Linked DNA regions of Homo sapiens: region 2 is linked to region 1. A link is an interaction called in ENCODE POLR2A ChIA-PET data of the cell type or tissue named here. Cell type or tissue: endothelial cell of umbilical vein. All regions are shown on one strand. Links, peaks and the distances in the headings refer to the core of each region. The heading gives the core; the rest is flanking DNA. Region 1 overlaps TAOK1 (TAO kinase 1). Region 2 has its middle 11 kb from the start of TAOK1.

What was found. Peaks named below come from ENCODE experiments on the same cell type or tissue, not always from the same donor. Only the 100,000 strongest peaks of a DNase experiment are listed, where the experiment ranks them.
Region 2: POLR2A ChIA-PET joins it to region 1 with 5 read pairs; 12 of 35 experiments call an interaction of 5 or more read pairs at or near these places.

The regions. Positions count from the first base shown.
Region 1 is chr17:29,493,488-29,496,288 of GRCh38, forward strand. It overlaps TAOK1 (TAO kinase 1), which reads left to right. Exons shown (of 20, transcript NM_020791.4): 11 at 2,073-2,240. Among named protein-coding and RNA genes, the nearest start is that of ABHD15, 72 kb to the right of the region's middle. In endothelial cell of umbilical vein, for the core only: no CTCF peak of the experiment used is centred there; no DNase peak of the experiment used is centred there.
Region 2 is chr17:29,378,217-29,381,017 of GRCh38, forward strand. No RefSeq gene overlaps it. Among named protein-coding and RNA genes, the nearest start is that of TAOK1, 11 kb to the right of the region's middle. In endothelial cell of umbilical vein, for the core only: no CTCF peak of the experiment used is centred there; a DNase peak (open chromatin) is centred at 1,315.

The DNA of each region.
Region 1 (2,801 bases), core at 265-2,764:
CATCTCGAAAAAAAAAAAAAAGGAAGAATGTGACTGGCTTCTTACATTTGCCAAATAGAAGCAAAAGAAGCCTTTCTAACTCAGGTAGTAGTAACCCAGCCCACTAGTATTTGGTGATTAGATCCTAAGTCTGCATATATTAATAGTATTCATTTGCCTGGCCCCTAGTGTATATTATCACAGCCCTATTTGAAATGATAGGAAATAGTTATCATGAGCTTCTTATCTTTTGGACTAATTACATTTCTGTTGCAGTCTATCATAAAGAAAAAAACTAATAAAAAAATTTAATGTATGAAGCTATTTATCATGGAATTAAAAATTAGAAATAGCTGCCCCAAATTAGAGTAATGGTTAAGTGATTTGGGCACAAACATTTGATGAAATATTCTACAGGCATTATGTTTATGAGTTTGAAATAATAATAATTATTTTTTTTTTGTTTTTGAGACAGAGTCTTGCTCTGTCGCACAGGCTGGAGTGCAGTTACATGATCTCAGCTCACTGCAACCTCTGCCTCTGAGGTTCAAGTGATTCTCGTGCCTCAGCCGCCCGAGTAGCTGGGATTACAGGCCTATGCCTCCACGTCCTGCTAATTTTTTATATTTTTAGGGTTTCACTATTGGCTAGGCTGGTCTTGAACTCCTGGCCTCAAGTGATCTGCCTGCCTTGGCCTCCCAAAGTGCTGTGATAACAGGTATAAGCCACTGCGCCCAGCTAAAATAATAATACTTATGACTGTGAAAATTGAATAAAATAGTGTATAGAGGCTGGGCGCAGTGGTGTAATTCCAATGCTTTGGGAGGCCAAGGTGGGAGGGTCACTTGAGGCCAGGAGTTTAACTCTACCCCCCACCCCCCAAAAAATAAAAATTAGCTGGACATGGTGGTGCACACCTGTAGTCCTAGCTGCTTGAGAGGCTGAGGTGGGAGGATTGCTTGAGCCCAGGAGTTTGAGGTTACAGTGGGCTGTGATTCATAGTTACAACTCTTTGCATAAAAAAGAAATAAATTTGAGCTAACAAAGGAGGTAAAAGTTGTCTTAAGAATTCAAGGATAGCTGGGCGCGGTGGCTCACACCTGTAATCCCAGCACTTTGGGAGGGCGAGGTGGGCGGATCACGAGGTCAGGAGATCGAGACCATCCTGGCTAACACGGTGAAACCCTGACTCTACTAAAAATACCAAAAATTAGCCGGGTGTGGTGGCGGGCTCCTCTAGTCCTAGCTACTTGGGAGGCTGAGGCGGGAGAATGGTGTGAACCCGGGAGGCAGAGGTTGCAGTGAGCCGCAATCGCGCCACTGCACTCCAGCCTGGGCAACAGAGGGAGACTCCGTCTCAAAAAAAAAAAAAAAAAAAAAAAGAATTCAAGGATATTTCGTAGAACTCAAGGGATGGCAGAATATGTCTTTCTGGAATTTACATGCTAACTATGTATCTACAAAACATTTTATACATAGAAAATTTATGAAAAGTATATTACAATGTAACTGTGATCATCATAATGGTGGAATTGTTTTTTTCTACTTTTTGTATTTGATAAGGTGAAATTATATTAAATGCTAGTAATAAAAAAGTAATAATTTAATGGCTTTTAGTCTGTGTTAGTATTTTATAAAGAATATTGTTCACGCAGCATATAAAGGAACCCAATATCTAGTGTCTAAATTCATCTTTCATAATTCACCATCATTAAATACATTCCTGTTGAAACAAATATGACTCAGAGCTGAACATGTCTTTTGTGTGAAATCATCAGTTCTTAGAATATGTAAACCTTGAGAGCTCTGATTGGACTTAATTCTTAGTGTTTAGACCCTTCAGTTATTTTAACTCTGCATTTTTAGTTGGCCAACAAAAATATTATGTTCAAAATAAAGAAAAAGAATAGTTATGTATGCACAGAGTATATGTATGTAAATGATAATTTTATAAATAGAAGAAATTTAACAGAATTATATAGCTATAGATTACATGCATTATCTATCATAGGATATTATCTCTAGGGTCTGAGAAGGAGTACCTTGTCACTAATTGAAAAAAAAATCAACCTTTTACCTTCTACCCTATCTAGCACATATTTGTTCTTCGGGAGCGCCCTGAAACCGTGTTAATAGATCTCATTCAGAGGACAAAGGATGCAGTAAGAGAGCTGGACAATCTGCAGTATCGAAAGATGAAGAAACTCCTTTTCCAGGAGGCACATAATGGACCAGCAGTAGAAGCACAGGAAGAAGAAGAGGTAAGAGATAAAAAAATGACTCCAATATTGAATTTTCACTTTTGGTTTCTTTCCTTATGCAGCTTGCCCTGCCATAATTTACCTTATATACCAAGGGTTTCCAGGTTGTATTTTCTCAACACTGGTCCTATAAAATCCCAGTTAGGAATAAAAAAAGGTCCTTTTTTCTTGGAGAAATAAGAAAAGTTAAAAAAAAAGTTTTTTTTAAGTCTTTAATCATGTTAGATTGCATGCTCTAAATCCAACCCCTTTATGGTACACAATGTCATAATGAAGGTTCTGAGAAGTCCTTCGTTAAAGAAACTTGTTCATCTTTGTTTAGTCTAGGCCTTCTCTAATTTCTTGACCACTGAACCTGTTTTTTTATTTTTTAATTTTTTTGTTTATTTTGAGACGGAGTTTTGCTCTTGTTGCCCAGGTTGGAGTGCAATGACATGATCTCGGCTCACTGCAACCTCCACCTCCCTGGTTCAAGCGATTCTCCTGCCTCAGCCTCCCGAGTAGCTGGGATTATAGGCGCGCACCACCACACCTGACTAATTTTTATTTTATTTTATTTTT
Region 2 (2,801 bases), core at 157-2,656, 120 kb before region 1:
TTAGCCGGGCGTGGTGTCGGGCGCCTGTAGTCCCAGCTACCCGGGAGGCTGAGGCAGGAGAATGGCATGAACCCGCGAGGCGGAGCTTACAGTGAGCCGAGATTGCGCCACTGCACTCCAGCCTGGGCGTCAGAGTGAGACTCCGTCTCAAAAAAAAAAAAAGTACATAAACAAATAAATAAAAAGCTAAAAATTCTGCTCTGCCATTTACTAAAGATGTGAGCTTGGCCAATTTACTTAAACTCTATGAACTCCAGGTATGGCATCTGATGATATCTATAGTAGCATCTACTTTGCCAGCTGGCTTACAGATTAGATAGAGGTAAAACATACTATCTGGAATATAATAGGTCCCCAATAAATATTAATTCTCTCTCTATCCCCCTGTTGCTGTAAGTGCCAGGTCCCTGTTTTCAACAACTGAAAAAAAAAATCTCCCACTGAGAAAGTTAGCATTCACGCTCAATTGCTGCTGATACCAGTGAGGTAAGAGAGTGGGAAGTGTGGGTGAGTTTTGCAAGACTAGAAGTCTTTGTAAAAACTAGCATGTGAATACACTAACGTTGGTTTTCCCCAATATAGGGATTCTTGGTGAAGAGTGCTGGTTTCCTCATGTTGGTGCTGCAGCATGGTTGATACTAATTTATTTTCCTTAGAAAATAAGATGCTGAGGCCGGGCACGGTGGCTCACACCTGTAATCCTAGCACTTTGGAAGGCCGAGGCAGATGGATTGCCTGAGCTCAGGAATTCTGGACCAGCCTGGGCAACACAGCGAAACCCTGTCTCTACAAAAATACAAAAAAAAAAAAAAAAAAAAGAAAGAAAGAAAGAAAAGAAAGAAAAATTAGCCGGGTGTGGTGGCAGGCACCTGTAATCCCAGCTACTCATGAGGCTGAGACAGAAGAATTGCTTGAACCTGGGAGGCAGAGGTTGCGGTGAGCTGAGATCGTGCCATTGCACTCCAGCCTGGGCGACAGAGTGAGAGACTCCATCTCAAAAAAAAAAAGAAAAGAAAATACGATGCTGGTTTGCTGATTGTGTGGCTTTAGGTAAGTTCTTATCCCTCTCTGGGCTTCACTAGAACAAAAGATTACTGCTCCTCTTCACTCCAGGAAATTAAGAGGATTCGTTGAAGTTTGTGTAAACTCCAGGTGAAAAGTTAAGTACAGGATGGTATTATCCTTGGCACTGAGAATCCCGGAAGTGTTTTTGCACAATCAGGTCAAATGCCATTGTTTAGTTTATGTGATTACCAAAGATTCAGCTGACACAGAGTTATGGTTTGACATGGTTCCTTTGTTCCGGATAATAAACATGTGTAATGTCAATTATACTAATGTGTTTTGTTCTAGTCGAAACAAGAAGGAGGCTGGTGATGAGGCTGGGACATCATACTTCATTCTCTCTGACCAGGCGCACTCTGACAACACGTTTTTCCTGTCTCTCTTTGTAACTGGTAATTAGGTTCTCAGCTGAGCTGTTAGGAATCTTGATAGGTTTCCCAGGCAGTCACCATCTGACAATTTACAACTTTGGGCTTTTCACAACTGGCGTGTTCTCTTCCAGGGAACGAAAGTTTCTCAATCTTATGTTCCTCCTATCATTCAAAGAGTCTGATCTGAGAGAAATGCTAGCTTTCTCAATGCATTATCTAATTCCAAAGCAGACTGTTGGGTCTCTTAGCAGTGATGGGGAAAATCTCTGTGTTCATGTGTGTCCTGAGCAATAAGGGTTGCCCCTATGGTGTAATAATGGAGTGAAAGTCATCAAAGCCAGAAGTGGCATGGCAGTATGGGAATTTAACATAGCCTTTCAAAAGGAGAGGAAATAATAGTAAAAATTAGTACAGTTGCTTTTTCTTTCTTTTTAAAAATAGATGGATCACGAGGTCAGGAGAGCGAGACTAATCCTGGCCAACAGGGTGAAACCCCATCTCTACTAAAATACAAAAAATTAGCCAGGCGTGGTGGCACGCACCTGTAGTCCCAGCTACTCAGGAGGCTGAGGCAGGGGAATCACTTGAACACGGGTGGCAGAGGTTGCAGTGAGCTGAGATCATGCCACTGCACTTCAGCCTGGCAACAGAGCAAGACTGTCTCAAAAAAAAAAAAAAAAATAGAGACGGGGGCCGGCCACAGTGGCTCATGCCTAGCATTTTGGGAGGCCGAGGTGGGCAGATCACCTGAGGTCAGGAGTTCAAGACCAACCTGGCCAACATGGCGAAACCCTGTCTCTACTAAAAAAATACAAAAATTAGCCAGGCACAATGGCGCCCACCTGTAATCCCAGCTACTCGGGAGGCTGAGGCAAGAGAATAGCTTGAAACTGGGAGGCGGAGGTTGCAGTGAGCCAAGATCGCGCCATTGCACTCCAGCCTAGGTGACAAGAATGAAACTCCATCTCAAAAAAAAAAACAAAAAAACAAAGAAAACAATTTTTTTAATTTTGTAAAGGTGTGATAATGATATTGTGGTTATGCTACAATAAAGGTCTTTGTTACAGATACATACTGAAGTATATACAGGTGAAATGTTATGATGATTTATAAGAGGTTTATTTAAAAATACTCCAGGGGCCTCGGTGAGGTGGCTCATACCTGTAATCCCAGCATTTGGGAGGCCGAGGCGGGTGGATCACGAGGTCAGGAGTTCGAGACCAGCCTGGCCAAGATGGTGAAACCCTGTCTCTACAAAAAATACAAAAAAATTAGCTGAGCATGCTCTACTAAAAACACAAAAAAATTAGCTGGCGTGGTGGCACAGGCCTATAATCCCAGCTACTCAGGAGGCCGAAGCAGGAA